2 separate regions of the Homo sapiens genome follow, and region 1 is linked to region 2. A link is an interaction called in ENCODE POLR2A ChIA-PET data of the cell type or tissue named here. Cell type or tissue: A673. All regions are shown on one strand. Each heading gives the region's core, and the rest is flanking DNA. Links, peaks and the distances in the headings are about the cores only.

Evidence for each region. Peaks named below come from ENCODE experiments on the same cell type or tissue, not always from the same donor. Only the 100,000 strongest peaks of a DNase experiment are listed, where the experiment ranks them.
Region 1: POLR2A ChIA-PET joins it to region 2 with 5 read pairs; 2 of 35 experiments call an interaction of 5 or more read pairs at or near these places.

The regions. Positions count from the first base shown.
Region 1 is chr3:156,706,813-156,719,433 of GRCh38, forward strand. It overlaps the pseudogene METTL15P1. Among named protein-coding and RNA genes, the nearest start is that of TIPARP-AS1, 37 kb to the left of the region's middle. In A673, for the core only: no CTCF peak of the experiment used is centred there; no DNase peak of the experiment used is centred there; H3K27ac peaks cover 2,799 bases.
Region 2 is chr3:157,043,552-157,056,453 of GRCh38, forward strand. LEKR1 (leucine, glutamate and lysine rich 1) reads left to right here. Exons shown (of 13, transcript NM_001004316.3): 13 at 1,789-2,578. The coding sequence ends at 2,199. Among named protein-coding and RNA genes, the nearest start is that of LINC02029, 32 kb to the right of the region's middle. In A673, for the core only: no CTCF peak of the experiment used is centred there; no DNase peak of the experiment used is centred there.

The DNA of each region.
Region 1 (12,621 bases), core at 1-8,000, 340 kb before region 2:
CATAGTTGGTGATCTGTAAATGTTGATTGGTTGGTTAAATGTATGATTGAGTGACTGAATGAACAGACCTAACCAGAACTTGCTGCTTAAACTTTTCTGCAGTGTGAATCTACAGAAAGTACATTATCTAGCAGCCCATTATCATTTACAAGAGAAGAATCAATATTTTATTTTGCAGGTAATACTTGGAGGAAATGGAAAAGTTTTTTTTTTTTTTTTTTTTGAGGCGGAGTCTTGCTTTGTCGCCAGGCTGGAGTGCAGTGGTGCGATCTTGGCTCACTGCAACCTCCACCTCCCAGGTTCAGGCGATTCTCCTGCCTCAGCCTCCTGAGTAGCTGGGATTAAGGCAACCGCCTCTATGCCCGGCTGATTTTTTTTTAATTATTACTTTTAATACAGACAGGGTTTCATCGTGTTGGCCAGGCTGGTCTCAAACTCCTGACCTCAGGTGATCTTCCCACCTTGGCCTCCCAGAGTGCTGGGATTACAGGTGTGAGCCACTGCACCTGGCCTCCAAAACTTTTTGAGCATCAACATGATACTGAAAGAAAATGCTCATTGGAACATACCAGATTCTGGATTTTCAGATTAGGAATGTTCAACTGGGAAATACACAAATACTTAAAAACCTGAAATCCGAAACACTTCTAGTCCCAGGTGTTTCCCATAAGGGAAACTCAATCTGTATCAGCAGACAGCTGCAGAGAAAAACATAAGCAGGTTGTCCCTTTCACTGGGTGTGAAGGAAATATAAAAAGGATTTGTATGGCCAGGCATGGTGGTTCATGCCTATAATCCCATCACTTTCGGAGGCTAAGGCAGGCGGATTGCTTGAGCTCAGGAGTTTGAGACCAGCCTAGGCAGCATGGCGAAACCCCGTCTCTACAAAAATAGAGAAATTAGCCGGGTGCGGTTATGTGTGCCTGTGGTCCCAGCTACTCAGGGGGCTGAGGCTTAAGCCCAGGATGCAGAGGTACAGTGAGCCGAGATTGTGCCACTGACTTCCAGCCTGGGCAACAGAGTGAAACTGTCTCAAGAAAAAAAAAGTGGGGGAATGGAATTGTAGAAGTCTCATCAGCTCTCAAAGCCCCTTAGATTTCAGCCAGCTAGCAAAGTCATCTGATTAGTATACATAAGCATTTCTAACAGTGCTTTTAGCCCCAGTGTAATGATTTTTATATCCCTGTAATAGCATCGTATGTTGTTTTAACTAAGTAATAACTACCAAGTCAGTCTAAATTTTGTAATGGTTCTATGGATTTAAAACATACTAAAAGGCATTCAGTAACTTCTACCAGCACAGCTGTAATTTACACCATTTCAAGAAGCTGGAACTTGCTCTTAAACTATGGTTAAGATTTCCAGGAAAAGAGAGTCTACAAACTCCCTGAGATTCCAGTCATACAATCCTATAGACAGGAAGATTTTGTATGTGTCCAAAGTTTATAAATATTGGATCCTTGGTATTATGAATCTAATACCCATCTCTGCACCTTGTTACAAACCTGTTTGTTTTAGTAAACAATTAGTTGGTTATAAAAAGTCACTAGGGCCTGATATACTTGTAAAGAAATTTTATTATATAAGGTCTGAAAATGACTAAATAGGAATCCAATACCATACTGTCAGTTTAAAGAGAGGTTTTTTCCTCCTTCATTTAAGGAAAGTAAGATTACTGCAAGATGTTTCTAGATTTCCTTAGTTTGAATCTAACAGTCAAAACACATTTTAGAAAATCCTACATAGTACTTTTCTGGAATCTAATCCATACCACGTATGTTGTTGCTATTACCATGCGGTTTTAAAAAAATAACTTAAGCTCTTCTATTGTAACTAAACTATACAGCCTTGAACAAATCACTTAACCTTACCACATGGTTAGTTTTCTCATCTTTCTCATCTTTGACTTTTTTAAATGACTATAAATGATGAGACTATCTAACTTTAAAACACTACAATGCAAAAATTTTTTGTAAAGTGCTATACAAACAACTTATAGCATGTACTTACAAATTAAAAGCCAGATACATTTTCCATTAAAAGATAGTTTTAAAAACAGTCCCATCTAGTTTGTTGATTTAAGTACTCTTATTATGGCCAAGTTAAAGAAATTAAACAGTGCTTTTTACCTTCTTTAACTTTCTAATCTTACTTGTAAGCCATCATTATAGAAAGAAAAAGATGCTATTGAAAGATTTCATCAGCATTAATTAGTTGGTCTTATTTTATTGCTTAACTCATTTCTTCACGTATCTTTTGGAAGACAACTCCTGCATAGAACTGTCAGATGGCAGCTCTTTTGAAGCTTTAATCTTACGTGAATGGAAGTGTTTGTGTGGTAGAAGTGTTTCATGAACACTTGCCAAATTCTTCAAGCTAGAGGAGCAGTGCCCAGCCATTTTAAATATGTCAATTTCATCGATTATCATAGTAATTCTTAATTACCTAATGATTTCTAAAATGCAGAATGACCAAAAGCTACCAGGAATTCAATGATTTTTTTTTAATCAAACTTGGATTACTCGTCACAAATATATATATCTACATTTGATATGTGTGATATACTTAGTCTATAGACATATATGATGCTTAAATGGATTAATGGTTCCTTATGATAATTCCAATATGCTGCTGGTGTTCATAGTTAACAGGCTAGAACCACTGGGCTAGACTATTTCTATATTCATGTTTAAATAATTTCCTTTTTTAACTAGGTGCATGTCCTTAATTATATCCAATCTTAAAATAGCCTTAAATCAGATAGCTAATAGGTTCAACCCAGTTCAAGAGCCTCTAACCCTTCTAATGCTTAGCAAGTCTTAGGTGCCGAATTGTCCATTTGGTGGGCCTCATGTTAGATACATCACGCTGCTCTTCAAAGTGTATCACAGTATATTAAGGATCTTATTTAACAGATTTGAGTGGCAAGAGTACACTCAACAGGTGCTACACAACTACATGATAATATAGTACTCGTCAATAAGAATAAGAAATTCTTGTGCAACCATCAGTTTATAAATTGTTTTTTGAACAGCAGTGATAGATTTGGGGCATTAACCTACACTTTTTTTGTCAAAGGTCTCACTTGAAGGTCATGCATTTTATAGTATTTTGGATAAGGGTTTAAGTCATAGTTTCTAAACTGGGTGTAATTAACTATTCCCTATAGAAGTAGCAATCATGAATCTAATTAGCATTAGTCTCAGTGGTCTAAGCTAATTGAATCCAGTATCTATAAGCATTAGTTCCAACCACTCATAAATGTAGCTGGATTTCTAAATGCCAGTTTATATCCATTACTATAGATTTATGACTATATTTTTCTAAGCTACAAGTTTGCAGTCTTATTTATAATTATTAATAACATAGGCACATACAAGTCAGTGCTAGACAGGAGTGGGAATGCAGATTTTGTGGGTCATTGTTAGGGGAATTCAATTTTGTGATAAATTAGTGTCATTTACTTATCAGAAAGCAATGGCTTAGTTACAAGCCTGCCCAAGAAAGTTATTTGCACAATTTGAATATGTGGCTTGTTGGCTGAGATAAAGAATGTAAAGCAGAAGAGTGCCTGGCTCTTGATATACAATCAAATTTTAATGAGTGGTAGTAAGAATAGCAGTAGTAGCAGCAGAAGGAATAGTAAGTACTGTGGTAGGCTGAATAATGGCCCACAAAAGTGTCCAAGTCCTAATCCCAAGAACCTGTCAATATGTAACCTTATATGGCAAAAAAAGCACTATTGATTAGGAATCCCGACTCCTGAGATAGGTTATCTTCTAGTGGGCCTAGTGTAATCACAAGGGTCCTTATAAGGAGACAAGTCAGAGATGGAAAGATGCTCTGCACTGCTGGCTTTGAAGATGGAGGCTGAGACCATGAGCCAATGAATGCAGATGGCCTTTAGGAGCTACAAAACATAAGAAAACACCTTCTCCCCCAGAGCTTCCAGAATGAATGCAGCTCTGCCAACACCTTGATTTTGGGACTCTGACCTCCAGAACTGTAAGTATAAATTTGTGTTGTTTAAAGTTGCTAAGTTGTAATTTGTAATAGCTGCAATAGAAAACTAATACAAATAGTAAAAATAATAGTAATGATATTGGAGAATCATCAGAGAACTGTTCCAATATAAATTAATAATTAAAACGAGCTCTACAAATGTGAAAAATTCAAAAGCCTGTTGAAAGTGTTAAAATTTGTGTGAAATTCCAAGAGTAGACTACCAGTGGCTTTCCGAAAGTGGTATATCTACATGCTAAAGATAAACCCATTTAAAGTAAGGTTTCTTCAAAGGAGCAGTTAAATACTGAATAATGGCAAGCACTACAGTTAGTCAGATAGCCCAGTAAAACAGATCTCTTGTGGAAGATGGGGGAGAATGGAAATTGGTTAGTGAAAAAGATGTAGGATGGAAAATCTTAGCATTGAGATTGTCTAATAGTAAATTTACTTTGCAGATTCAAGCGTCCTTTAAGTGTTCTTCTTATGTGGGGAAGAGAACCAAGCTAGTTAGAAATTACTTATTAACTAGCTCAGAGCCCAGGAAATTCCTTTCTCCAGGATATAAAGTAGCTTTCTTTTTTTTTTATTACAGAAAAGTTAATTTATTTTTACATGAAAACATTTTGAAACCAATTTTGTGTTTATTGAAGGATTTTTCTCATGCATATTATCCAAGATTTTTTTCTGTCAGAGTATTAGCTTCCTAGGATTGCTGTAACAAATTACCATGAACTGGGTACCTTAAAACAGCAGAAATACGTTCTCACTGTTCTGGATGCTAGATGTGCAAAACCATGTTAGCAGGGTTGGCAACTACTGGAACTCTGAGGGAGAATCTATTCCATGCTTTTTTCCTATCTTCTGAGGGTTCCCACAATGTATCACTCCAATCTCTGCCTCCAGCTTCATGTGGCATTCTCCCCTGTGTCTCTATCTTCTCTTTCTTCCTTTTTTTTTTTTTTTTTTTTTTTTGAGACAGAGTCTCGTTCTGTTGCTCACACTGGAGTGCAGTGGTGTGATCTCGCAACCTCCACCTCCCGGGTTCGAGTGATTCTTGTGCCTCAGACTCCTGGGTAGCTGACATTACAAGCACCACGCCTGGCTAATTTTATTTTTAGTAGAGATGGGTTTTCGCCATGTTGGCCAGGCTGGTCTTGAACTCCTGAGCCTCAAGCGATTTGCCTGGCTTGGCCTCCCACAGTGCTGGGATTACAGGCGTGAGCCACCATGCCCGCCCTATCTTCTCTTATAAGGAACACCAGTCATATTGGATTAAGGGCCTGCCCTGCTCCAGTATGACCTCATCTTAGCTACTTACAACCACAACCACAGTATTTCCAAATAAGGTCACATTCTGAGGCTCCAGGAAGTACATGAATTTTGGAGAGGACACCATTCAACCCAGTACATTCAGTTTCTATTTAACATAAAAAATAATTCCCATACTATACAGGATGAAAAAATGACTTATGAAATAGGTGAAAGATTGTTGAATATACAAATGTGATCTTTTCTTTTCCAATCACATACAGAGATAAGAATTTTTTGGGAATATGTCTCATTCACAAATATGTATTATATGCAAAGAGAAATTTATACATTGTTCAAGTAGGATTCAGGGAATTAACCTAGGTGCGTTCTCTTGTTTCTATTTCAACCATATTGTTCTCCAGATTTTTTTCCTAATTCTGATTTCCCTGTGGGATTGTTCAGATTTAAATAAAGCCTGTAAAGCAGAAGTAGTGAACAAGCCTGGGTACTAAAGTTAAATATTACAGAGGCAGATAAAATAAGTCTGAGAAAAATTCATGCATTTAATTCTATCTATTTTGCCCACATAGTTATGCTGATATTTCATTCACTTGGATTCACCAACTTAAAATTTGTAACTATAATGGAGAATCTTTTTTCTGTATTTGAAAAAAGTGCACTGAGCAAATTAATAGTATAAATATGATTTCAAGGATAACTAAGAGAATATTTATTTCTATGTATGGTTAATCAACATGCCCCCTTCCATACTCCATGTGCCCTTTGACTAATTATCTCCAATTCATCTTTCAGGTCACAATTCAAGTATAAATAATAAATTAGAAGTACATATTACTATAAAAAATTGACATGTGAATTATGAATCAATCTCCTCAATTTGTTAAGGAATCTTCTACCAAGTACTCTTTTCTTGAATAAACTTTTACCCATATTACAGTTACCATATCTTTGTAACAACATTAAGGGAGCATTGATTTTACTATATTAAATAGACAGTTTTCTATTTCAAATAGACTTGGCTGAATTATTTTGATTAGCTCAATTAAAAAATACAAGATTCTAATAAGAGACTTTATTACTTACTAAAGGCATTGTGAGCTATTATTAAAATAAATACAATTGACATGAAATATAAGTTTTGTGAAACAATTCTCTGTAACGACTTTACATTTTTACTTTGCGATAGATGAACAAAATGGCCCATATCATACTGAAAAATCCCTTTAAAATAATAGACTATAATTTGAAAGATGAAATTTTATCAGTATAACACACATTTAAACTAATATTTTAAAATTTAAAATTTGTAAAAAGCCTACATTTGAGAAAGCTAATTATTCACAAGTAGGGACATTAAAATTCATTCCATAATCATCATTATTTGAGCCACAGAAAGACTGATGCAAATTGGAATATCTAAATTCAAAATTTAGGACATGCAGATGTGATTACAACATCTTTCTCTTTGGTAGCTTGAGTTTACGTATTTAGATAAACACAACACAGTATTATTTTTTAAAAAATTTCCTGGCCAGAGGAAGGATTGCCTTCAAGAGTCCAATATGATGCAAAGATTAACACATTTTTCCAGTCTGGAGGTGCTGCTGCTCCCTGAGTGTAACTTTCTCTGTCATGTATTTCCTACAGTTTCTTTTTGAGAAAAAAGAAATGCTAAATGCTATCAATTTTCAGACTGTCCCACACTTAAACCTATACCAAGACATTCAGGGACATAACATGAGTAAAGATTAGAGAAATTGTGAGAAAAAATTTGAAGAATAAGATGATGGTAACTTATAATTTGATAGCTGCTCTAAGCTTGGCTGAGCGCCCTCTGGGGTTATCTTGTACATCCTGATCTTGTGGACTAAATACCTTCTTGTGTATCAGTTCCCACATTAAAGGAGCTCTTCTCATAGAGACTTCTTCCGTGTTTTCATGATCTGAACCCAATTGAGATGTTTTCATCACTTGTTGTCTAACACTTAGGTTAAATCTTTCTGTCATGCTTATTCCAAGCAAAAATCTTTTGACGATGCGATCCTCTAGTGAATGGAAGGAGAGGGCAACAAGACGACCACCAAGTCTCAGAAACTTCTGAGCTGTCTTCAGTCCCGTGTAGAGTTCATTGAGCTCATTGTTCACAAATATGCGAAGAGCCTGGAAAGTCTTGGTGGCAATATAGGTAGATTGCTGTAGTAAGTCTTTCCGTGTATAAATAGCAGAGGGAGGAAATGTTCCTGCCACCATCCATTCTTATGTCCAAAGGGCCATCTTTCCGAAGGGAAGAACCTCTTTCAGGAGTATCAAGTTGCATGGAGGAACACCCAAGATCCATAAGAACTCCATCAAAAGTTCCTGGCTGCACTCCAGCTTTCATTAATAAGGCTTCTGCCTGGCTGAACTGGCCCAGCATAGCTCGGATTTGTTTAGGATACAACTCTGAAAGATGTTCAGCTAATGCATAAGCTGTTGGGTCTCTGTCCAAGGCATAGAGAACAATATCTGACTCCTTCTGCAGAATGGCTTTTGTGTGCCCTCCCGAACCAAATGTCATATCTAGAAAAATCTGTCCTTTTTGTGGTGACAAACAATGAACAACTTCATCCACCATTACTGGAATATGTAATTTAGCCATAGTTTCAAAATCTCTATCTTGAGATCTGTGTAACTCCTGGACTTGAGTTTGATCTGTTTGCTCCCGGGCTTCATATTCTCTATATTTTTCTGCTGTAGTATGTATTCTTTTTGGCCAGACACCTAAATTAGGTATGCCAGATTCCAACCAACATGAAAGGCATTCTTTATACATTCTACAAAAATATGGATACCGAAGCATTTTGTAGGTAAACAAATCTGAAGCACGAAGACTTCTCAGCTGGCCTCTAACTCGGGCCAGCGACTACCACTATGGTCCAGGAGAACCTGAATGCGCCACGCCTAAAGTAGCTTTCTTAAGCTTAGCAAGGTACAGAGTTTTCTTTAACCCCTTGTTCATAAAGAATATTATCTTTCATAAAGACGTTGTTAAGGTCTCAAACCTTATTAAGAATAATCCCAGCTCTAATCAGCTTTTTATTGTTCATAATCAGGAGCTTCTTACCAGAGGACCTCATTTGAAGCTTTGCTTTGAAGGATGGGACATCCACTTAACTTTGTTCTCTATTGTACCTTTCTCCAAAGAGTCATGTGGAGAGGGTCAAGGTGATCAGATTGTTTCAGTAAAGACACATAAAAGTATCTTAAATTATAATATAATGAATTCCATATGTCTCCTAACAGAAATCTAGAACAGATTAATTCAAGATTGATTAATTCAAAGGTGCAACATTTCTAAGGAATCTGTGTGATTCTCTTGGCTCTTCCCTCATGACTGCAAGGACTGCTCTGGCTTCAAATACCACATCTCATTTGCAACATCCAAATGTAGAAAGGGTTGATCCTCATGAAGTGCCTTTGTGTGTGTGTGTGTGTGTGTGTGTGTGTGTGTGTGTGTGTGTGTGTGTCTTATAAGAGTTAGAAAAACCTTACAGTAACACTCTAGTGGACTTTCAGTTATGTCTTACTATTCCGGGTTGCATCACAAGACCATGCCTAAACCAATCCCTGGCAAGGAGGACAGATTGACTATGAATGCTTTGAAATAACCAACATTCACTCCCTGGGGAATAGGAGTTATCCATTAAGCAAGTGGTCACCCATACCTGAACAAGATTGGGCTTCTGTTTGTAAGGGAAAAAGAAAATATAGTTTGGCCTACAAGCCATAATTTGCCAACTCCTATGCTAGCGCAACATTTTACAACTTCCCTGAGCCTTCTTATCACCACCTGGGAGTGTGAAAACTAGATTCTGGACCCTTTCTCAAACCTCCTGAATTTTGATAAGCATATTGGATGATGCTTAGACAAGGCAAGTTAAGAACCCTGTGCTCTGTGAGGCCTTCTCCCTCAGATTGTGTGATGGAAAAGATAGAGGAGCCCTCCACACTAAAGTAGATGCATCGGCTCTTTCTTATCCAGACGTGGGCTCACAAGAACATTAATGCTATGATTGTGTCTGAAAAAGCCAAGTGACATATAACTGAAACAACTTTTGGGATAATAGAACTCATAGGTGCCAGACACTATTCTAAGCACTGTTCATTCATTAGCCATTTTAAGCCTCATAACTTTGTGAGATAGGTACTGTTATTATTCCCATTTTACTGATGGACAAATTAAGGCCTCAAGAGGTTAAGTAACTTAACCAAGGTCACATAACAAGTAAGCAGAGGAACTAAGTTTAAACTCAAGCAGTTTGGTTCTGGAATTTGTGCTTATAGTCACTGTAGCCTGCTTCCACCTATACTATATACCACTTTCATTCAATCCGGATAATCAAACCAAAAGTTAGTTTTTGATTTGTTACTTGAGATGTTCAGGTACTGTTTCAACTTTTTGCTTCTAGCTCCTACTATAGAAGTGCTTCTAACTACAGGGAAAGCATTATTATTTTTTTATTTTGTTTTTGAGACAATCTTTTTCTATTGCCCAGTCTGGAGTGCAGTGGCGCAATCATGGCTCACTGCAGCCTTGACCTCCCGAGTCAAGCACGCCTCCTACTTCACCCTCTTGAGTAGCTAGGACTACAGATGTATGCCACCACACCAGGCTAATTTTTAAATTTTATTTTGTAAAGATGAGGTCTCACTATGTTGCCCAGGCTGGTCTCCAACTCCTGGGCTCAAGCGATCCTCCTATCTTGGCCTCTTAAAGTGTTGGGATTACAAGCATGAGCCACCATGCCCAGTCTACTTTTTAAAATCTGATTCCCATTCCCTCTCTGTTCTGTATTAGACCATATTCAGTTTAAAAAGAAAATGGAAAGCCTTTAGGAAGGCTGTGCCTTCATGGCCAATGTTGTTTGTGAAGGCATATGCCACAATGCTTATATCTTCCACTCAGGGATCAGTGATGGATCCTGAAGCTATTGCAAGAAGGCTTCCACCGTTGCACTGACACATCCTCCAAGTGAAGGCATTCCCAACCCTGCTGTTCTTGTTCAACAGAAATCTCCCATTTCTGGAGGGTGAGAAACCAACTGGCTCCAAGAGTGGCAGATGTTCAATCTCTTACTGGGGTGCCAAGTGGATTGAAAATTTTTCTGACTTTAGAGTTTTCTGTCACAGGATAACCAAGGACCTGAGGGAGCCGATAAAGGCAAGGGGTCACTTGTAATTACCATTACCCCTTTTCACGAGTTAGAGTTGTCTGGATGGCACTAGGTCCAGGAAATAGAACAGGGAGTTTTCTCTAGAGACAGAAGGAAACAATAGGATGAAAAGGGTAGAAACAATAATACGGAAGCTTGGTTACGTGCTTAACAAAGCTCAGGATCAATCCCAAACCTGAAGATGCCAATGTCAGAGCCTACAGTTGGGCTGGGTGGAAGCAAGAGATCAGGACTTGGACATGAGTTTTGTTCTATCCTTTTCTCTAGAAATGGAGGGAAAGGGTATCTGGCTAGTACACAAAGTCAGAAGCAGACGGCTGGCAGACATGCCTATAGAATTCCCAGGATAAAGAACTTTAGAGAGCTTTGGCAGCTTTTCAGACAATTGCCACAGGGCCTCAGAAAAGCCAAGTAGGTAGTGATGGCTGTAGTGATAGTGATCATTATTGTTGGGGTGATGATAGTGGGCCTTCATGTTGATGGTGATTGTGATGTTCATGATAGTAGTGATGGTGATACAGTTGACTCTTGAAAAACATGGGAGTTACGGACACCCCCCACCCAGTAGAAAATCCACATATAACTTTTGACTCCCCCAAAATTTAACTACTAATAGCCTACTGTTCACCAGAAGTCTTACTGATAGTGTAAAGTTGATTAACATATATTTTGTATATGTATTATATACTGTATTCTTAGAATAAGCCATAGAAAAAATGTTATGAAGAAAATTATAAGAGGAGAAAATATATTCACTATTTATTAACTGGAACTGGATCATCATTCAGTAAATGTCCATCAGTAAAATGGGAATAATAACAGTACCTACCTCACAAAGTTATGAGGCTCATCATCTTCACGTTGAGTAGGCTGAGGAGGAGGAGGAAGGGGGGGTTGGTCTTGCTGTTTCAGGGGTGGCAGAAGCATAAGAAATCTATACGTAAGTGAACCTGCACAATTCAAACCTGTGTCTTTCAAGAGTCAGCTGTATAGTGGTGATTGAGATGGTTATGGTGGTAGCGGAGGTGGTGATGTTCATGGTCAAGGCGATCATGCAGGTCATGATGATGGTGATGGTAATCATAGTATTGTTGCTATTGGCAGCGGTGGTGGTGAAAAGGGGAGGAAATCTAGACACACAGGAGTTGATTGAGAAAGGGGTTTAATAAATGTTTTATTGACCCAGTTCCAGCACAGAGACTTGTAGAAGGGAAGTACAAAAATGTTGACCTTGATCTCTGCCTAATAATTCAATCTAATAACTTTGGAGTCAAAAGCTTTTATTTATTGTTTGTTTGGGGAGAGATAGCGACCTATAGTGAATGGCATTTTTATTTAATATACTCTTAGCTAATGGGCTTCTTGATTTTGAAAGTGGAGTTTTCGCATTCACCCCATTCTTGATGGAAAGAGGCAGGGCTATCTTACTGTACAACTCCAGGGAGCATTCATTATTCAGTTGTCAGTGTGAATGGCACCCCCGGAGAAGTTTAGTGCCCAGACTGCAGCTGTACTCATGGCCTTGGCATAACAGAGTAGCCTGCAGTAGTCTGAGAAACTGGGGGCTGGGCTCTGAATTCAGGAAACATTTAGAAAGGCAGAAAGTTTTCTGAAAGGAAAAGAATAGTACCAACAACAGGGAAACAGGCCAGGCTCAACACTGGACAGAATTATTAAGACATTCCCAGCAATGGGCAGCAGTGCATGAACTTAGGAAGGGCATTGTTTTGATGCCTAGATTGTAAATTCTTTCCAGTTCTTAACTGTATTTACCCTGTGTTATCCACAAGTCTTAAGGAAAGTCTTACAATAGTTACTCTTGGAGTCATATAGATTAGGAATAGATAAGCCTGCAGGTGATAGAGAACTGAGCCAAGAGAGGGACATTAGGCAACCAGAAAAAATCTAACATAGCAGAAGAATTCAAGTACTGCTCTAGGCTGAATGTTTGTGTCTTCCCAAAATTCGTATGTTGAAATCAATCCCCAGTATGATGGTATTTGGAGGTGGGGCCTTGGGGAGGTGATTAGGTCATGATAGAGCACTCAGTGGGATTAGTGTCTTTATAAAAGAGACCCCAAAGAGCTCCCTCTTCCCTTCTGCCATGTGAAAACACAGCGAGATGATACCT
Region 2 (12,902 bases), core at 2,858-10,857:
CTCTGAAAGTGAGCAGGGCTACTACTTCAGAGTGGAGTTACTCTCAGCAAGTTACATAACAGTGTGAGCTTCAGTGTCTTTATTCGTCAGATATAATTGTTGGGAGCAGGAAATAAGATGACACCTAACATGGTGCCTTGTTAATCTTCCTCTCTATTCCCTCCTCCCCTGCCTTTTCCACAACTGTTTCCACTAGAGTTAATGAGAACTAGGTGATAAAGCCACAAACACCATCCTTGCTCTCTCCAGTTCCTCCAAAAAATAAAAATAACTGGAAGCAAGTGATTAACCCATGATTTTTTTAAAATGTGTGTCATGTAGTAAATAAATCGTATATGTAAATGATGAGTATTTGTTTGACCCAGGAATGCAGCTTTTATAAAAAATTACTGTGCAACTGGCTAATCTGGAATTGCTCCATATTTTTCCATTTTGATTACCAAATTTGGAATTGAATAGAGTTCTGTCTATAATCATGAGAAACTCAAAAACAGGAAGATACTACTGTCCCTGGTGCTTTGTTATTTAGTTCTTCTGACAGCAGATTAGTCAGTCAACCCTTAGGGAGGATGTTTTACACTAAGAAGCAGACTTGGGAATGCCTTGGCTGTTTTTACAAACAAGGTAACCTAATGGAAATTCATTTTTGAGTTGATGAATCCTATAGCACACTCATTTTACTTGTGTTTACTTACTAGGATACTGCTTTGAATTATTTACTTTTCAGCCTCATTTTTGACATCATAAAGACATGAATGTCAGGACACTGGGGAGATCCAAGACTTAATTCTTACCATGGGACTTGAAATAATTTTGATGAATTCCATAGACAAAACATAGGTAACACCTCAACTAGAAATGCAGAATTTCAGAATTTCGAAGAGACTTAATTATCTCTAGTCCAGTCACACATTTGAAGCTTAAATTTGCTTCAGTACATCCCTGTCAAGTGAGATTCAACCCTTGAGTGTCCTCCAGATAGATCTATTAAAAAGTTCTTCCTTATTTTAATCCCCACAGTTTTCACCTTGGGTCTAGATTCTATTATGGACATAAAAGGCAGTTCTGCTCAAACCTACGAAGGTACAAACTTCTTGAGGGCAGGGACTGTATTCACTACAGCTTCTAGTAACTTGGTAAATGATTGCTGAATGAATAGAATTAGTAGCAGAAGATCTTCTCTATTTTGGGATATTATCTTACAGAATGGCAAATGAGCCTCTTATTTAAGTTCCACTGAGAAAGCATCATATGAGAACTGATTTTATTGTTTCAACGCTATAGCTGATTTTTTTATTCTTTCAATCTTATACTTCAAGCACTTTTACCTGTTTATGTTATTATAGTATACCTTCACTACAAAAGAATATATTTAATGACTCTACAGCTATTAACTATTGAGTATTACATGTGCAGAGCATACTGTCTGCGACTTGAGGCAGAGAAGTTGAAACTCCACTGAAGTTAGGTATAAGAAGTCCTGAGTTCTAACTCCAGCCGCACCACTAACATCTGAGTAACCCTGGACAGGTCACTCAGTCTCTGTAGTTCTTGACTCCTCATCTGCAAACTGCAAGGGTTGAACCAAATATTTTCTTCAACTTCTTTCCACCATCACAGATTATTTCTGTTCTTGACTTGTCTGTCCCATGAGGTAGAGTGTCATAGAGACAAAGAATACAGACCTCTGATTTCCAGTTCTGTTCTCAAATTGTATTGTCCGTAACTATCTACTTATGTACATTGTTTAAAGCTAAGTCTGCTTTCTTTTCCCCTCTCTCTTTTCAGAATACTTTTCTTCAGGAGACAGTGCGTAGAGAATGTGAAGAACGCTTTGAACTGACAGAGGCTTTGAGTCAAGCCAGAGAACAGCTCCTGGAGCTCAGTAAGCTTCGTGGAAGTTTACCATTCTCACCGTGTTCCCTCAGCAAGGGCAGCCTAACCTCCCCTGCTGCAGCAGTCAGTAATCATGGAGAGAGAAGCCTTGCAAGACTGAACTCTGAAAAAGGAATCCAAATTCCCAACCTGCGCGGGGTGTCAAAACCCACCACTTTCCCAACCTCAGATAAGCCGAAGAGGGTTAGATCAGGCGTGCCCATTCTCCCCCAGCCACATCCTCCCAGGGGTGGAGCATCTTCAGCAAATGAGACTAGACAGAGACTGGCTGCCATTCTTAGGAGAAGGCGGAGTCAGCAATGATCCAAAATGAGGAGCAGGAAGCTCCCTACAGCGTGCACGCTCTTTCAGAGAGTGCCAGGAATTCACTGTAACTGAGAATGACAATGATAAAATTATTTTCACAGATCAGGAAGGCATACCTATAGATGTATTTAACAAAAGACTGTAAAAAGCTGGAAAATTGTGAAGCCTTATTTTTCAAGAGGGTTTTGATAGAGTAACAGATCATTAAGTTGTTGGTATTCCAGAGGTCCGATTTCTATGTTTATGTTGGAATGTGCTCTATGAATATAGCCTTTTAGAGATCACAGGTAAAATTTTTCACCCATAACATCTTTTCAATTTCTTGCGCCACTACAAGCAGATATATTTCCACAAAAAAATAGATTGTTTGAGATTTGTTGGTATGTGTTCATTTGTTTGTTGAGCCGAATAGGTTAAATCGATGTAATAAGTATTCCAAACAGAAAAAAAAAGTACTTTATCTAATTAAAATTAGATAATCTCCAAAATGCTTAGTTCAGGTAGTTGCAGAGCTCATCATCATAATCAAAAACATCTTTTCCTCACCTTACAATCTAATTGGTTAATCTAATTTCTCTTTAGGCTAGCTCAGAGTTAATGATAGATAACCTTCAGGAAGACAATCTTCTCTGAGTGGCTGGGGACCTTCTAGAAAAAGAGATGGTAATGTCAATTCAAGGAAATGGTAGTTTATTTCTCAAATTATGTAGATTATTTTAGTAAACAAAGAACCTGATCATATTGATAGATACTTTCTACAATGAGTGCTTTTTGGTACTCAGAGTTAGGTCTTTATTAGACCTTGTATTCTCGAACCATTGGGAAAAGAACTAATTCAAGACAGTTTAGTAAAGTTATACAGAGCTAATTTGGGATTCAAATTTTATTACCCCTGAAAATGGGTAACTGGTTAACATGTTTTCTATTTTCAGAGTGAAAAAGTAAAACCAGAAGCCAGATCATCTATTCTATTTTAAATCTGCAGACACTTCCTGTTTCTTAAAACACAACTCTTTGCCTTAGTCTAGTGTTCATCTATGTTTTTCTCCATCTAATAGAAGTGTATTTTCCTTCAAAAACTAACTTTACTTAAATACTCCATCTGACTACATCATGAACATCCAGACTTCCTATTCCCATATTAGAATAATAGTAACACATTTAAAATATGCTACATAAAATTCTCTGCTATTTGACCATCTTAATAAGATCAGAGAATTCAAAGGTGTTTGGGATCCCTTCCATGTGCAAAAGATGTAAAGTTACTAAACAAAATCAAATTGATTTCTAGTCTTCCAAAAGATTAGTCTACTCTATTAATAGAGTATCTTAACCTCAAAAAAATTCCACATTAGGTCCACTGATTTGCCTGACTAGTTTAAGTATGGCCTCTTGTGTTAAGAGTTGAATGCTTACTTTTGTTTTGCAAAGATTGGCATCCCTTGTAATGGCCTTTGACAAGAGAGCACAACATCATTGAAGAATGGCACTGGGTGGATCTTAGAAGTCACCCCAACCGTAATTTTACAGATAAGGAATAGATGCCCAGAGAGATTGTGACTTGGCTAAGGTAGTACAGCTAGTTAGTAACAACTAGAACCAGAACCACAATCACCTGACCCCAGACTTTCTACCTCACTGGAGCTTCCCAAGCCTCCATCATGACCTTTGTCAATAGCACCTACACTATATGTAGTTTATATTTTTCCTTAAATGCACTTATTTTTTAACCGGAAATTTATGTAAAAAGTAAATTTGACTCAAGGAGAAGTAGCTATAATGAGTTTGATTCACTGTTTTTTTCTTATACACTTGGAAATAAATGTGTATCTAAGAAATGTTGGCTGGGCATGGTGGCTCCATGCTTATAATCCCAGCACTTAGATTGCTTGAGCCCAGGAGTTTGAGATCAGCCTGGGCAACATAAGGAGACCTTGTCTCTACAAAAAATAATAATGAAAATTAGCCAGGCATAGTGGTGCTTGCCTGTAGTCCTAGCCACTTGGGAGGGTAAGCTGGGAGTATCCCTGGAGCCCAGGAGGTCAAGTTTGTAGTGAGCCATGATTGTGCCACTGCCATCCAGCCTGGGCAACAGAGTGAGACCCTGTCTCAAAACAGCAACAACAACACCAGAAGTGTTAGTCGGTGCACCCTCTAAAATCATCTTCTATAATACCAACAGGCGACCACTGCACTGGACCTTAGGGTCTCTGATCTGTTGTTTGCATGTTTAAATTATGAGTACTCATGACATAAGGAAAATGGCAAAATCTAGTGAAAACTTTAGTGAAAGCACAAGAGATTATTGTGTGCAACAGTCTTTGTTATAGGGTTATACATGCTTTTTACAGTCTTGCAATTTCAGCTCATGGAGATACAGTGGGTCTGTATCTTCAGGAACCATGGGGATAAAGTAGGTTTCTTCATTTTTTCTAAGTTATGAACATATTTAGATTTATAAAGTCACACATAAGCTTTTCTAATGGTGATGTAGACTATTACTGCAAAACCTGATTTCTCAGTTTGCTATTACATTTTTGCCTTATTAGTACTTCGGTAAATAATCACTCTGAGAATAGAATCATGATCTGCAATGAGGTTGTATTATACTCCACAAATATATCAGAGAAGTAATTCCATGAATAAACAGAAATGTCATATTAACATTTATTTCAACCTAGACCATTTGAATGGCGACGACTAAGCTATGTTGCCTTTAAAGAAAGACATCTTTAACAACAAAAAAAATAGCGTTATAGTAGGTAACCTACAGGTTAGGAACACATTCAAACTTTTCTTGATTTTCTCACTGATAAATAAGTTCCTGGCATGAGACAGTTATAAGGAATCTTAGGAAAGTAATTGAGTAGGATGAAAAAATAAGGCTCCAAATGCATATAATGGATATTTAGTCTAATACTTTTAATTTCTCCATGGATTGATGTTTGCCATGACTTGCCATGGAAGGATTTACAGGTGTTAAGAGAAAAGATATCAAAGAAAATATTCCTTAGAGAAGTATAACCCTCTGGTTTTCTTCTTAAACTGGTATTCATGGACAAAGATGGAGAATTCTTCTAAGTTAACATAGAATTCTCAAACGATTTTTAAAAGTCTTATTGAATTAAATTACTATATTTGTAGTTGGTCAGAACTACTTAAAAGTCACATTTTCTGGTAAGGGAATTGACTGGAAGATACATTAACACAAAATTATGTAAGACTAAGATATTTTAATGTTCTGTTAGTCTGAAAGTTTTTGTCATATTTAAGATCAATTATTGCTAATTTATTTGACTATGGAGCTAGCTTTCTCAAGTTTTATCTTTTTAAATTCTTATGACTCTTACACTATTGCACTAATAGATCAACCTAGTATCCTAAAAGAGGTAACGCACTACAGCTGAAAATGTTTAACCATTGCGTTGCGGCTTATGGAGCACAGGAAATCAATTTGGTATGTGTTCAAAATTCACAAATGCTATCATGACTATAGATTATTAAACTTTTTTATTTTCACGTTTTAGGAAAATAATGTAGACCATCTCTTGCAAAGGACACCTTTAATGGTCCCCCAAATCATGACAGACAATTATGGTATCATTGCTAAGGTGGTATCAATGGTATTTTGAGAAAGAATTTGACTTTTCTGCTTGAAAATATTAACCCTGTTTAATACCACGTTGTGAAGCCAATACTATTGTGTTGCATTTTTAGAATATTAAATATAAATTATATCATCTTTGTATATTCTGAATTTTACATATAGAATTTTCTTAAGAACATAATAGATGAATCTGGGATACACTTTTCTATGACAATATTTACCATGATCTAGTAAGTCAAAAGATATCCCTCTCTTCCAACATTTATATAGCACAGTGCTTTATATTCATTAGTTAAAAAAAATTTACTAAACATCCCTTACTCCATAAGAAACTATGTGAGAATACTGAGTCACAGTAAGTAATTTGCCCAAAATTAAGTAATTTGGGCAAAATTACTTAAGTAATTTGGGCAAAATTACTTAAGTAATTTGCCCAAAATAATAATAGATTAATAAATAATTTTAAACTTCTGCAGTTTCTGAACATCTTGATCCATAGATTAATACTGAATCTGTATTATTCATTCACTCATTTCTTCAACAGACACGAGGAACTGAAAAAGTACTGTGAGAGCTACAAAGAAAATTAAAGCATCATACAGATTCCCAGGAATTATACAGTAGAGAGCAGGGAGAGAGCATATATAGAAATTAGAATATACAGCAAAGGATATTGGGTAAAAAGAGAATTGACAGCAGGGTGTTATGTGAATTCACCTTTTTGCTAGAAGAATCAGGGAATACTTTAAGCAAGAATTGGCATTTACAATGGATCTTGAAGAATAGATAGGATTTATGGAAGAAGGTATATTAGGTAGAAGAAATGTATAAAAAGAGTCACAAATTCTGTTTATGGGAAATGTAGAAGACATTTGGTGAAGGGAAGTAGTGGGAACCTGAAAAAGTAGGTTGACCTCATTGCATGAAGGTGTTGAATAAGGACCCACTGCAGGCTTTCAACTAGAAGTGACATGGTGTGCATTGTTGAAATTTGGAAGCATTGCTCTAGCAGGGGTGTATTGGAGTAATTATGAGATGGAAAGGCTGGAGATGGGATACTAGTTGGTGGACTAATACAGTAGTTCAGGCAAGAGTTAATGAAATTCTGAGTAAAGATATTGATATTGGGGATAAACAAGAGGCAACTGATTCAAATTCTATTCAGAGAAGGGAAAGGATTTGTTCCCTGTTAAATGCTATTTAATACCACTACCAGCCATTGCCATCTTAGCAGGAGTGCGTTTTATGAGACTGGCTCCAATTAAAGGATCAGCCCCTATCTAAGAATATTACAGCTTCTCTGAAACATGTGAAATAATAGAAACTACATTTTTATATAGGCAACAAATAACCCCACAGTCTCTGTATTCATTTTAAAAATCTCCTTAAAGTTAAAGGAAAATACTAATCTCAATAAATGTCCTAAGAATTATGGAGAAAGACTGGAAATTGACCTTAAAAAGAAATAACTATCTTGGCTTAAAGAATGCAAAGTGCAACTAAATGGGAAGCTTTGGGAGTAACACAGCACAATAAAACTTCTTTTTATTTTCAATAACCATTTATGAAGGAAAATAAAGAAGACAGCAGCTAACATAAAAATAAGAGTTATCTTAAAAATTAATAATTTTATAGTTCTGAAGGGCCTGATGCATCACCTGGTCCAAACCTGTAATTTTACTGTAGACAATAGGGCCCTCAGACGGCCCTATCTAGTCACTTAGTGACTAGAATCTGATTTTTAATAAGATCCTTAGGTGATTCGTATACTCACTGAAGTTTAAAAAGCACTGCTTATGATGTTACCACTGGCCCTGGCATATTCTACTTTTAAGAGCTGTGTATTAGTATTGAACAGAAATAGCCTTGCTGTACTCAGTTCCCTTATGTTTAACTGAAACCTGTGGTACACTGAGACCCACCCTCATAGAATGAACTATTTAACACTCTGACTCCTAGCACGTGCAAATTCTACTTCTTTACCCACTGACTGTGAATCTATAACTCTCCAGGGAAAACTAGTGAATTAAAGAAAATCAATATTCATTCATAAAAGCTTTAAATATTTTATACCAACACCCAAAGCCCTGAGTCTGTAAAGAACTTACTGTTTTAAAAAAAAGTTACTAAAAAAATCCAATAGAAACATTTTGGTTTTGATCATAAGCAACTGAATAATACTAAAATCTAATCTCCTAACAGCATGTGTTTGGAGATCTGATTCCCAAAAGAAAATTGGTAATGCTGGTTGTCTTTTGAGGCTTGTGAGACATAGAATGCTTAGATAGCTTACTAAAATTATGAAGAACATATGACAGTACCATTATTCTCCCTGACAGTAGTTCTAAATGACTTAAATATAACACTGTAACTTGCAGTATTACACATAGATGGATTTATTTCAAAGGTATAGCTAACAATGTCTGAATGAGGATCCATTTAGATTCTCAATTTCAAAATCTATATTTAACACAATGAGGCATTATGCTCACTTGTCTGTAAGGATTAAGTCAGCTCATCTCATGACACCACAGGGTGGCCATCTTCTTTACATTTTTGAATTTAGAAATAATGAAAAGGATTTATTTTGTTTGCCATTAAAAAGCTTTTGAATACCTCTTATTAGCATATTTAGTGCTAATATTTAGCTTGTATGGTTATTTGTTATTACCATTAATAATTCTCATAGTTAATAATTCAAACCAAGAATTAGATAGATATATAATTTAGAATATTGAAGTATTTTTAAGTAGAGCCTTTCACAGGACATTTGTGTAAAAAGACTTAGCACTGGAAATATATTTGCTACAAAACATGAACGTCTGTCTGCATCGTGCCCCATTGCCAGATTTATCTACTTTTCTCCCAAGGGAGCTTGATATGGCCTAACACATTAATCTAAAGAGATACCTTCTGTCTTCTGTCTTCTTAAAAGTGAGTGAGTTCTACAGTTGTCATTTTCTATCCAGAACCTTAAATTTCTAGGGAATTAAGGTTTCTGCTATGATTCAAGTGACTACTTTTTTCACTGATTTAAAGCAGAATTTCTTAAAACCCAGCACAGCCAAGTTTTCATGCACTATTACCAGACTTTTTTAATGGTAGAGTTGAGGTTTAAGCTGGTAAACTGTAAAATAGTATCTCAAGACCGGAATCTTTTTATTTTTCCAAGTAGTACATAGTGTTCACTGTAGTAACTGAGAAATGTATTTTTTTTGAGGTTAGGAAGAAAAGAATCTACTAACTTATTTAATAGCAGTGATTGGCCCGACCACACAAGGACTTACTCTACATGTTCCATGCTCCAGAATTATAAATCAATATTTTTCTAATGTACCCTGCAAAATTTTTTAAACTATGTAACTTTTGCACATTTTTAGGTTGATATCTGAAATAGTTCATCCTAAGTTTAAATAGCTACAAAGAATATTGTAAAGACAACCAGCGTGTTATAAATATTGGCATTTACAAAATAAATTTATTAAGATATTTTCATGGTTGTAAAACTTTTATTGATCTCTTAAATTACTATGAAAACTTGCATAACTTCTAGATTGTAACACAAATGTTACAAATTTTGATAAATATTAGGCAAAGTTTAAATTGTATTAACAATGAATTTCTTGATGAGATGAATGAATACCTAACATTTTGTTTACATTGAATGGAAAAGAATGGTAGATGCAGACAAAAAGAATTGGTCTGTACATAGAATCTTATTTACTTTTTATTAATAGGAAAAAAGTAAACATCTTTAGATGAGGATTTTACTGTTTTGAACATTTCAAACAGTGTCTAATAAAATTATATTAACTACTTCATTAAATAATAAGTGCCAAGGGGAAAGACCTCAAAGAACTTTTATCCAGTATGTTTTCATAGACTAGATAAAAATATATCTTCATATTTTAATCAAAATGTATTTGATTAAAATTTTATTTATAAATGTTGAGTTTAAGAAAACATTGTTAATTACATTTAAAAGAATTAGTGACGCTAACCTATACTTCTTTGGCTATTTAAGATTTTTTTTTCCAGCTAATGATGTGTCCTAGGGATTAATATCAAGAAGAAGTGAAAAGAGCTGCTTATATTTAAATGCATTGCCAGAGGGGGCATTTGCAACAATAAACATTTTTTACTAATGTTGTTTTTGGCTTGCTTTCATGACACTGTCCCTCAGATGCATACTTTAACAAAGCCAGGGCATAGAAAAGGAGAATCATTAGTCCGAAATTGTCTATTCCCATCACTCCACTCTACCTTGTATCTGGACTGAGGAAATTTCAGTGTATACTAAAATATCATGTTTTTAGCGCTACACTTAAACAAGAATATCTATGTCAGGGAAATACCAGAAGCCCTATGAACTAACAATCATCAACTCCTTCAAGTACTCCTAGGGTACACAGACTCCATGTTAAATAAAGACCACTCTTCAACGTTCTCAAGTCAGGTCAACCAGAATCCTGTTTGCGTCAGAGCTTTAGACTTTCTGGCAAAATCCGGTAGAGTACCTCAGGTCCAGGAGTTGGGCCCTAGACCTCAGAACCAAGGCAGAAGCTATGCTCCCTTCCCTCAGCCTGCCTCCACCTAGGAGTTCACTGTGTCTTTGAGGGGACCCTGAGAGCTACTGCATGTCTCATCTGGCCTTGAGCCCCACATAGCATAAGAGGAAAGTCTCCGAGTCAGCATTGGTGGTGTCCTTGTGGTTCTCTGTGACCATATCCCCATGGAAATCCTTATACTCTTAACCAGAGGGACCCCATGACTGACCAAGCCCATCTACCTTACGGAGTCTAAGACAGACCTACAATCACCAAGATAAAAGTTCTTCAATTTCCAGCCCTTGGCAGCAGTGAGAAGAGTAATGAAAGAGAAATGTGAGACATAAAAATTGAGTTTGGGGTCAGGGAGAGCTTAAGCTCTTTGTAACTAACATGGTTACCTGAGCCAATCATTGTTAATGTCATCAAATTCTCAGTATCTATACAACTCACTGACTTGCAGAAAAAGAGATTATACTTGTTTTTACCATTTGTGTCCTAGATGTAGTACACTGGTAGGAAGAGATGGCTCTATTTGATGAAAAGAGAACTTTTTTCCATGTTTTAATGTTGTATTGATGATTCAGATATAGTCATACAACTTAATGTTAGAGTTTGTTTTGATTATGTAGTGAAGGCCTTTGAAAATGCCTTCATCTGTAATTTGTACTTTGATGCTTTAAACTGGTCATGCATATATGTATAGAGTCTATGTTGCTGTACTTAATTTAGTTACTGACATCCTAAATGTTTCTTAGGCTAATTTCATAGGCACACTCTTAATTGTCCATGGTCCCCATATACCCAGGGCTCCTAGAGTCATCCCCACCCCTCCCAGGAACTAGAACAGCTATTGAAAGGGCACAGAGAAGAGTGTCCAACTGGGTCTAAGGGCACATGCCCTGATTGAGTGTATGGTCCTGACTGCTTTTCAATCACAAAATCTTTATGAACTGTTCATTGTTTTATTATTTATGGCTTTTCTGGCCTCATTAATATAAAAGCACCTAAACTTTCAATGACGAGAACTGTGTATTCATATACTATTGAAATTCAACCGTTAAATGTTGAACATAAACCTTTTTTCTAAACCTAATACCATGGGTTTCAGCATACAGATCTTCTCATAAACGTTCTGAATTTTCCTGGACAAATGGTAAGGATATTGTCTCAGCAGTATTTAGATGTAGTCTTAGCCATCCTGAGAGGATAATTTAGCACCAAATCTAACTTATCTAAATACATGTAAAAATGGGGCAATTATACTGCCTTAGCCAACTCACATTAGGGTCAAGGTCTCACTGCAGGTCACTGAGAGGCTTTCCTTCATTACCAAAAAGACTTCCTCCCTGCTTGTTGAAAGGACTGTCTTCACAGGCATCAGGCCTTCTCCCACAGTTTGTGTTCCCACTTTAAAAGTAGTAAATAGACTTCCAGTATAAGATGGCATGACATCTGGCTAACAAGCCTTGAAGCAGCCCCTTCCAATATCCCATTAAAAGCTCTGTGATGGGTCAGGTGTGGTGGCTCATGCCTGTAATCCCAGCACTTTGGGAGGCTGAGGCTGGAGGATCACTTGAGGCTGGGGCAACATAGCAAGACCCCCATCTGTATTAAAAAAAAAAAAAAAGGCCCTGTGATGAAAAAAGACCAAAGACTCACAGCCCAAAAGCAACAGAGTATCAACAAGAACCTCAGCTGGGCATGGTGGCTCATGCCTGTAATCCCAGCACTTTGGGAGGCCAAGATGGGTGGATCACTTGACGTCAAGACTTCGAGACCAGCCTGGCCAACATGGTGAAACCCCATCTCTAATACAAAAATGAACCGAGCGTGCTGACACAAGCCTGTAGTCCCAGGTACTCAGAGGCTGAGGCAGGAGAATCGCTTGAACCCGGGAGGCGGAGGTTGCAGTGAGCCGAGATCATGCCATTGCACTCCAGCCTGGGTGACAGAGTGAGACTCCATCTCAAAAAAACAAAACAAACAAATAATAATCATAAAAAGAAACTGGACCTTCATTGCTGTGCCAACTGGGTGCTGCCCCTCAAGGCACCGAAGGCCACTTTGCTGGGAACATTCTAAGATGGCAAGTCTGAAAAAAAGGCTAAAAAAGTTTGTGTGAGTGGTGGTGGGGAGGGAGAGATGAGCAGTGGTGTTAGATCCTGGGACGTGGAATTCTCTCTGTGCAGCAATGATGTCAGAAGACTAAGCAGCATGTATAGAGAAGTTGGCTATGTTGGAAGATTCCAGGTACACCACAGTAGTAGCAGCAGCAGCAGCAGTATAGTAACAATAACATTATAGGAGCTGACAGGTATTATTTATGATGGGCAATGTATGGTGCTCAGGGCTTTAAACACTTTTAGACCTCAAAGAACCATGTGGTGTTGGTATGTTTACTGGTTTCCTTTTACAGATAAGAAAACAGAGCTATAGAAAAGTTAGCAATTCACTCAAACTGACACAGGTAAGAAGTGGCAAAGCCTGGATTAGGCAAATAGGCACAAATAAACTGGGAACTGGACTAGAGGCTATGCACATCA